2 separate regions of the Homo sapiens genome follow, and region 1 is linked to region 2. A link is an interaction called in ENCODE POLR2A ChIA-PET data of the cell type or tissue named here. Cell type or tissue: GM12878. All regions are shown on one strand.

The links. ChIA-PET counts read pairs that join two places held together with the same protein. Peaks named below come from ENCODE experiments on the same cell type or tissue, not always from the same donor. Only the 100,000 strongest peaks of a DNase experiment are listed, where the experiment ranks them.
Region 1: POLR2A ChIA-PET joins it to region 2 with 9 read pairs; 2 of 35 experiments call an interaction of 5 or more read pairs at or near these places.

What each region holds. Positions count from the first base shown.
Region 1 is chr2:220,404,292-220,409,291 of GRCh38, reverse strand. The region is part of intron 3 of LOC105373893 (a long non-coding RNA gene); the gene reads right to left. Among named protein-coding and RNA genes, the nearest start is that of MIR4268, 500 kb to the right of the region's middle. In GM12878, no CTCF peak of the experiment used is centred here; no DNase peak of the experiment used is centred here.
Region 2 is chr2:220,461,498-220,466,497 of GRCh38, reverse strand. The region is part of intron 4 of LOC105373893 (a long non-coding RNA gene); the gene reads right to left. Among named protein-coding and RNA genes, the nearest start is that of MIR4268, 560 kb to the right of the region's middle. In GM12878, no CTCF peak of the experiment used is centred here; a DNase peak (open chromatin) is centred at 2,795.

The DNA of each region.
Region 1 (5,000 bases), 57 kb after region 2:
ATACAATCTCCCAAGACTGAACCAGGAAGAAACTGAATCACTGAACAGACCAATAATGAGTTATGAAACTGAATCAGTCATAAAAAAAAGTCTACCAATCAAAAAAAGCCCAGGACCAAATGGATTCAAAGCCACATTCTATCAGACATATAAAGAGCTGCTGCCATTCTTACTGAAACTTTTCCAAAAAAAAGTTGAGAAGAAGGGACTCTAACACAATTCATTTGATGAGGCCAGCAACATTCTCATACAAAAACCTGGCAGAAATGCAACAGAAAAAAAGAAAACTTCAGGCCAATATTTTTGATGAACATAGATGAAGAAATTCTCAACTAAATACTAGCAAACCAAATCCAGCAGCACATCAAAAAGCTAATTTACCATGATCAAGTAGGTTTTGTCCCTGGAATGCAAGGTTGGTCCAACATAGGCTAATCAATACATGTGATTCATACATGTGATTCATTACATAAACAGAGCTAAAAAACAAAAGCCACATGATTATCTCAATAGATGCAGAAATGGCTTTTGATAAAATTCAACACCCACTCATATTAAAAACCCTCAATAAACCATGCCTTGAAGAACATACTTCAAAACAATAAGAGCCATCTATGACAAGACCACAGCCAACATCATACTGAATGGGCAAAAGCTGGAAGCATTCCCCTTGAAAACTGGTACCAGACAAGGATGCCTTCTCTCATGACTACTATTAAATATATTGTTAGAAGTCTTGGCCACAGCAATCAGACAAGAGAAAGAAATGAAGGAATCTAAATAGGAAGAGAGAAAGCCAAAGTATCCCTGTTTGCAGACAACTTAATTCTATACCTTGAAAATTGATAGTGTCTGCCCAAAAGCTCCCTGATATAATAAACAACTTCAGCAAAGTTCTGTGGTACAAAATCAATGTGCAAAAAATCACTAGCATTCCTACCAACATAGCAAAGCCAAGAGCCAAATTAGGAAAACAATTCCCTTACAATTGCTACAGAAAAATCATAAAATACCTAGGAATACAACTAACCAGGAAGGTGAAAGATCTCTCCAAAGAGGATAAAAAGCACTGCTTAGAAAAATCAGAGCTGACACAAATGAATGAAAAAATTCCACACTCCTTGATAAGAAGAATAAATATGATTAAAATGGCCATACTGCCCAAAGTAGTTAACAGATTCAATGCTATTCCTATCAAACTACCAAATACATTTTTCACAAAATTAGAATGAATCTATTTTAAACATTATGGGGGACCAAAAAAAGCTAGACTAGTCAAGGCAATCCTAAAGGAAAAGAACAAAGCTGGAGGATTCACATTACCCAACTTCTAATTATACTGCAGGTCTACAGTAACCAAAACAGTGTGGTACTTGTACAAAAACAGACACATAGACCAATCAAACAGAATAGGGAGCCCAGAAGTAATGCCACACCCCTACAGCCATCTGATCTTCAGCAAAACTGACAAAAATAAGCAATGGGGAAAGGATTCCCCATTTAATAAATTGTGCTAGGATAAGGAGCTAGTCATATGCAGAAGATTGGAACTAGACTACTACCTTACACCACATAAAAAAATCAACTCAAGATTGGTTAGAGGCTTAAATATAAAACCTAAAACTATAAATACCTTGGAAAGTAACCTAGGAAATACTATTTTGGACACAGGACTGGGCAAATATTTTATGACCAAGAAGCCAAAAGCAATTGCAACAAAAACAAAAATTGACAAATGAGACCTAATTAAACTAAAGAGCTTCTGCAGAGCAAAATAAACTATCAACAGAGTAAACAGACAACCTACAGAATAGGAGAAAATATTTGCAAACTCTGCATGTGGCAAAGATCTAATATACATAATCTATAAGGAACGGAAATTTACAAGCAAAAAACAAACAACTCCATTATAAAGTGGGCAAAGGACCTTAACAGACACTTTTCAAAAGAAGATATACATGCAGCCAACAAGCATATAAAAAGTGCTCAACACCACTAATGATTAGAGAAATGCAAATCAAAACCACAGTGAGATACCATCCCATACCAGTCAAATGGGCTATTATTAAAAAGTAAAACAAACAAACAAACAAACAAAAAAACAGATGCTGGTAAGGTTGAATAGAAAAGAGAATGTTTATACACCACTTGTGAGACTTTAAATGAGTTCAGTCATTGAAAACAGTGTGGTGATTCCTCAAAAAACTTAAAACAGGGTTATCATTTGACCCAGACTGACCAACATGGAGAAACCCCAACTCTACTAAAAATACAAAAAAAAAAAAAAATTAGCTGAGTGTGGCGGTGCATGCCTGTAATTCCAGCTACTCGGGAGGCTGAGGCAGAATTGCTTGAACTCAGGAGGCGGAGGTTGCAATGAGCCAAGATGGCACCATTGCACTCCAGCCTGGACAACAAGAGTGAAACTCTGTCTCAAAAAAAAAAAAAGAAAAAAGAAAATACACACACACACACACACACACACATACATATACACCCCTTACCGGGTATATACCCAATATGGTCTGGCTTTTTGTCCCCACACAAATCTCGTCTTGAATTGTAATACCCATACGTTGTGGGAGAGACCTCATGGGAAGTGATTAGAACACGGGGCAGTTCCTCTATGTTGTTCTTGTGATAGTGAGTGAGTTCTCACGAGTTCTGATGGCTTTGTAAGGGGCTTTTTCCCCCTTAATTCTGAACTTTTCTCTCCTGCCACCATGTGAAGAAGGACATGTTTTTTCCCCTTCCACCATGATTGCAAGCTTCCTGAGGCCACCCAAGCCCTACTGAACTGTGAGCCAATTAAACTTCTTTCCTTTATAAATTACCCAGTCTTGGGTATTTCTTCATAGCACAGCAAAAGTGAACTAATACAGTAAAGTGGTACCAAGAGAGTGAGGTGCTGCTGTAATGATACCCAAAAGCAACTTTGGAACTAGGTTAACAGGCAGAGGTTAGAAGTTTGGAGGGCTCAGAAGAAGACAGGAAGATGTGGAAAAGTTTAGAACTTCCTAGAGACTTGTTTAATGGCTTTGACCAAAATGTTGATAGTGATATAGACAATGAAGTATAGGCTGAGGTGGTCTCACATAGAGATGAGAAACTTGTTCTGAACTGGAGCAAAGGGACTTTTGCTATGCTTTAGCAAAGAGACTAACAGCATTTTGCTTCTGCCCTAGAGATCTGTGGAACTTTGAATATGAGAGAGATGATAGAGGGTATCTGGTGGAAGAAATTGCTAAGCGGCAAAGCATTCAAGAGGAAGCAGAGCATAAAAGTTTGGAAAATTTGCAACTTGACAATGTCATAGAAAAGGAAAAAAATATTCTGGAGAGAAATTAAAGCCTGCTGCAGAAATTTGTGTAAGTAACAAGGAGCTGAATGTTAATCACCAAGACAATGGGGATAATGTCTCCAGGCAATGTCTGAGACCTTCATGGCAGCCCCTCCCACCACAGGCCCAGAGGTCCAGGAGGGAAAAATTGTTTCCTGTGCCAGACCGAGGGTCTTCCTGTTTTGTGCAGTCTCAGGACATGATGCCCTGCATCCCAGCTGCTTCAGCTCCAGCCATGGCTAAAAGGGGCCAAGGTACAGCTCAGGCCATTGCATCAGAGGGTATAAGCCCCAAGCCTTGGTGGTTTCCACTTGGTGTTGAGCCTGTGGGTGCACAAAAGTCAAGAATTGAGGTTTGGGAACCTCCAACTAGATTTCAGAGGATATATGGAAATGCCTCTATGTTCAGGCAAAAGTTTGCTGCAGGGGTAGAGCCCTCATGGAGAAGCCCTGCTAGGGCAGTGCAGAAGGGAAACTCTGTACAAACCCCCCACACAGAGTCCCTACTTGGGCACTGCCTAGTGGAGCTATGAGAAGAGGGCCACAGTCTTCCAGATCCCAGAATAGTAGATCCACCAACAACTTGCACCATGTGCCTCAAAAAGCCACAGACACTCAATACCAGCTTGTGAAAGCAGCCAAGGGTGGGGGGCTGTACCCTGCAAAGTCACAGAGGCAGAGCTGCCCAAGGCCAGGGAGCCCATCTCTTGCATCAGTGTGACCTGGATGTGAGACATGGAATCAAAGGAGATCATTTTGGAACTTCAAAGTTTAGTGACTGCCCTATTGGATTTTGGACTCGCATGGATCCTGTGGCCCCTTTGTTTTGGCATTTTTATCCCATTTGAAATGGATGTATTTACCCAATGCCTGCACCCGCATTATATCTAGGAAGTAACTAACTTGCTTTTGATTTTACAGGTTCATGGGCAGAAGGGACTTGTCTTGTCTCAGATGAGACTATGGACTTGGACTTTGGGTTAATGCTGAAATGAGTTAAGAATTAGGGGAATATGGGGGAAAGCATAATTGTATTATGAAATATGAGAAAGATGAGATTTGGGAGTGGGCAGGGTTGGAATGGTATATTCTGGCTCTGTGTCCCCACCCAAATCTCGTCTTGAATTGTAATCCCACCGTGTTGGGAGAGGGACCTTGAGGGAGGTGATTAGATAATGGGGGGCAGTTCCCCTATGCTGTTCTCATGATAGCGAGCGAGTTTGCATGAGATCTGATGGTTTTATATAGGGCTTTTCCTCCCTCAGTTCTGCAGTCTCTCACCTGCCACCATGTGAAGAAGGATGTTTACTTCTCCTTCTGCCATGATTGTAAGTTTTCTGAGGCCTCCCTGTCATGCAGAACTGTGAGTCAATTAAACCTCTTTTCATTATAAATTACCCATTTTTGAGTATTTCTTCAGAGCACCATGAAAACAAACTAGTACAATACCCAAAGGAATATAAAGCATTCTACCATAAAGAAACATGCACATGAATGTTCATTGCAGCACTGTTCACAATAGCAAAGACATGGAATCAACCTAAATGCCCATCAATGAAAGACTGGATAAAGAAAATTGGTACATATACACCATGGAATATTATGCAGCCATTAAAAAAAGAACAAGATGATGTATTTCATGGGAACATGGATGGAAGTAG
Region 2 (5,000 bases):
TGTAACAGATTATACTTCACAAGACAGTGATGACAAAAAAATCTGATTGTCTCTGGGAAATTGGGAAAGAAAAATAACTTCTTAGCCATTACTTGTCCAACTGGCTATAATGACCAACATGTGCCTTGTGTTTAACAGTGTAAAATCTGTTCTCACAAACATTATCTCATAAAAGTCTCACCACAACCCAGAAGTTCATGAAACACACTTGATAAAGACACAGAGGCTCTGGGCAGTTAAGTAACTTCCCTAAAGTCATGCAGATATGGTTCAAACAACTATAAAAACAGCTGAAACTATGAAATAAATAACTAAAAGCAACTGTATCAGTCTGTTCTTATGCTGCTAATAAAGGCATACTTGAGACTGGGTAATTTATAAAGGAAAGAGGTTTAATGGACTTGCAGTTCCACATGGCTGGGGAGGCCTCACAATCATGGCAGAAGCCGAAAGGCACATCTTACATGGCTACAGGCAAGACAGAACGAGAGCCAAGCAAAATGGGAAACCCCTTATAAAGCCATCAGATCTCATGAGACCAATTCACTACCAAGAGAACAGTATGAGGAAAGAGCTCCCATGATTCAATTACTTCCCACCGGGTCCCTCCCACAACACACAGGAATTATAGGAGCTACAATTTAAGATGAGATTTGGGTGGGAACACAGCCAAACCATATCAACAACCATTCATTAGAATTTGCCAGATTGTGACACAGCCTCTTTTTTTGTGGCTAAACCAGACAATCTCATTCACTGGCAGTATTTTCCCAATCAGAGATGACCGATTGGTGGCCTGTGGAAGACAGCAGACCAGTAGTGATCAAGAGCACTCTTAGGACAAGACACTCCAAGATAACAAATGCTGACGAAACCTCTTCATAGCCAGCCTGTCGTGAATTCGTCTGTTGCCAGGACTCAAACACATATAATACTTCCCTCCTCAGGTTTCCAGGGGCTCAGGGATGTGCTTTCAACAAAACAGCCTTACACACAAATTACTGGTATTGTCAAATTCTGTGTCTTGCTCCCTTTCTCACCTCTCTTCATTTCTAGACACCTGTGTCTGGGAATAGAAGCAAAACCTATTTGAAAAAATATCTGAGCAAAAAATGTTACCCTTAAAAATACAATTTTTAATTTGAATAGAGGAATTCAATATATTAGTAGTCCTCAGAACAGCAAGTCCTTCAAACACCTAATACCCAGCCAGCTTCCTACACAGCACTTCAAGTGTGGAGTTTTAGAATCACAGATGTTCAAATCTGAAGGGAATTTAGACCTGCTAGTCTAAGCCTCTCATTTTCCCAAGGAGAAAAGCCCCATGACAAGAAATACCATTCCGTAGGTCACACATAGCATTAATTCTGAGCCAAATTTAAAAACAAAAGTTCCCAGATCCATGTTTCCAGATTTTCTGATATGACTTCATACGAAAAAGATGGCTGGTCCCCTAAGCAACAATTCTTAGGATCAGTCGACTCATAGCTAGGTGGATGTTTTCCCTTTCCTAGGAACAGGGACCAAGAAAAATCTTCTCACCTATTGCCCCTGAAGTTTCTCAGGGAAAATAAACAGCTCAAAGTAAAAAAGAGGAGGGGGCTAATATACATATTTTACCAGCTCCATTTCTAGGACTAATCTTTGGTATTATCTTTAAACATACCAGATATTTTAAAACTGACCTTGCACTGGAATATTCAAGTACTGGAGACAAAGGCATGGATTATAAGAACCACGAAGCTCTACCATCCCATTATTTATAATGTGTTAAGTACTACAATAAAAGAAGTATAAAATACTAGAGAAACAAACTTGAGGGGTGCCATTAATTCCTTTTGCGGGAATTGAGAACACGTGTATGGCATGTCTAACATTTGTGATAGACCCTGAAAGTCATCCGTCACAAGCTGGACAATGGCAGAGGGCAGAGGAAACAGTGCAAGCGAAGGCACAAAATGATGTCATGGTTAGAATCAGCATATAACCTGATGTGTTGAAAAAAGTGAAAGGAGATTGTAAACATGCAGGATGGGGCCAGATCTGGAAGTGTATTAACCACCAAGCCAAGAAATATTGAAAGCCTGAAGAAGAATTATATGATCAACCCTGTGTTTCTAAACTAATTAAAGGCATATTGCAATTATTAGCTCATAAATATTCCTCTTGGATTAGGGGTGTCATAGACTGAATGTTTGTGTCCTTCTAAAATTTACATGTTGAAATTTTAACCTCCAATGTGATGCTATTAGGAGGTAATTAGATCTTGAGGGTACAGCCTTCATTATGAGATTAATGTGTTATATTATAAGGGAATAACAGACAAAAGATCTTTCCATATCCACCATGCAAGGACACCATGAGAAGACAGCCATCTGTGAACCGGGAGGAAGGCATGGTTCTCACAAGAATCCAACCATGCTGGCACCCTGATCTCAAACTTCCAGCCTCCAGAACTTTGAGAAATAAATGTGTTGTGTAAGCCACCTAATCTATGGTAATTTATTGTAGCAGCCTGAACTAAGACAATGGGCAAGAGAGAGGTTAATTCCCATTCAGTATCTAATTCTTCATGGCAGCAAAAATCCAAAATATAGTCAAAAAACAGTTCCTATTGCCAATAACAACATTCTAATTTGGTCAGATTGTAATGCTAAAAGTAGAGGGCAGGTCCCTGAGGTTCAGATTGTTATAAGCCACACACTGGGTCTTCTCTGGGGTACTTCCCAGCAGCATTTTGCTGTAGGTTCCCATGGCCCTCATCCAGTCACCCTAAGTTCCTTGGGCATTCGGAAGTCTCAGACCTAGAATAGAATGGAAATTCCCTAAGGCCACAGAAGACCTTTGAAATTTTCAAGAAGACCTGAATCTGCATCAACTGACTTGGTTTATTTTCCATTCTGGTGGTGGTGGAGGGGGTGCACCCCCCTCCCTCAAGACTCAAGTAGATCTTTGTATGTCAAGGCAGAAAATAATCTAGGACCTGAGTAGCTCGGAAGAATGAGTATTTGCTGCTCTGAAATCATTGACCTGTGAGAAACTTACTTGTGAGTCTTCATTTTGTGACAAGTGGGGATTTGTATGACTCACTGAAATCAAAGTCAAAAACAGGATTTGATGTAATTTTGTTCTTATCTTTTATATTTGAATCCCTAGATACAAAACATAATTCTTCATTTTTATGGTTTGTATGAAAGTACAAGTCTATGCAATAGATAATTCTGACTAAATTGGAATTGAATTCAAACATTTAGTATTGCTTTTTATTTTGCTGAAGTAATCTAGTTGACTAATAAACAAAATAAACATTTTGATTGAACATCATCCACCTTTATTTTTAATGTTTTGAGTGGTTATTCCAGTTATCCCATGTAGATATCCTTCAGTGACTCTGGTAAGGAATAGAATATAATTTTGTTGAAAATCATTTTCATGAGAGGATTGAAATTTCTTGTGTCTGTTTTTCTTTAAAAATATAAATGTCTCTGTTCTCATGGCTTCAGATGTTAATACTTATTTCCCTGCTAGGAAATGTATTATGATGTCCCTCAGCGGTCTGTTAGATTTACCTGAGATGACCTCATGGATCACTGGGAACTAATTTGTAACTATAAAATAGAAATACATCTAGTTCAGACTTATAAACACCTATTTTGTCTTAGAAGATCAAACATTGACTGGAATTATAAACAGAAATTACGAAATGGCTACTGAAATAATATTTCCACTTTCAGATAATTACACCATTAATGAGATTAATATTAGTTTGAGAATACTTAGGATGTAAATTTCTACAAAAGTCAACAGTATATTTTACTTTGGATAAATCAGTCACTGCAGGGTATACATATAGTTGGATTTATTTAAATCCACTTTGCATCAATGAAACCTATAAAGGAATATGCCCATTTTCTCATTTTGAACCTCTCAAAAAATAAATCTCTTCTGAATGAATTGCAATTATGTATATCTTGAATTACATCTAATTGCAACATGGAATTAGATTATGGGGAAAGATACAGCACAAGTGAACTGAAATTTCCATGGGGACTTCCCTGTTTGCTTACAGACTTTAGGTCTGTCAGTTTGAAAATTTGGACAACTCAGATTTGAAGGTCTTTGGACCTTTATGGTGCCTGTCTCCAAACAAAATTGAGACTGTTCCCACGCATACTTACCTGTCGGAAACTGGGAATTATGCTTTCCCATAAGGCCGTGGGGCAGTTCTCTAGCTGTCACCGTGTGACATGTCTGACAATGGGTATCTGCTGAAGTGCCAGCCCATGTCTGCTTTATCTCCAATCCATCTCAGTATAGATGGATGTTTGCAGGGCCTTGAGACCATACGAATCACCTCAGGCAGAATAATAATTGTTCTTGTAGCAGCAGATAGGCTATTTCATGGACATATTGGGTTGACAGAAAAGTGAATCAATTTTAAAAAGAGTGTGTAGCATTAGATAAAGCCCAAGGCCCCATGGTCTTATCTGATGGTTTAGTTTGTTTTTCAAAAGTGAGGTGCCCAGAGGTATTGGTGCTCTATTTTCAGCAGACTGCAAGTTTAATAGGAAGGTTCTGACAAGCACCTGTAAGGTCGTCAGTACACACTGCTGTGCATCTCACTGGATTGAAAGTTTGCGTCATACAACTGCATCTAGTGTAAACAGGGCTATTGTTTCAGAAGATTCTAGAACAGAGCAGCCAGCTTTGCTTCCCCAAGGTTATGCCCCTATTGTATCAAGAGGCTGAAAGTTATCTAAATCTCTCTTATCATTATTATTCCATTTTGAGAATGAATATAGCCCTCACCACTGGAACTGGGCACTAAACTGAGAACACGTAGCACCAACTGGAAGCAAAAGGAGAAACAGAGAAAATCTCTGAAGCAATATCATGACAGTGGTCAGCAGTTAAGGGAATTGAGGTTCATAAATAAAACATACAATGTACAATCTATTTTGTTCCTGAATGCATTCCTGGGGGTGAAGTAAACCAAATAG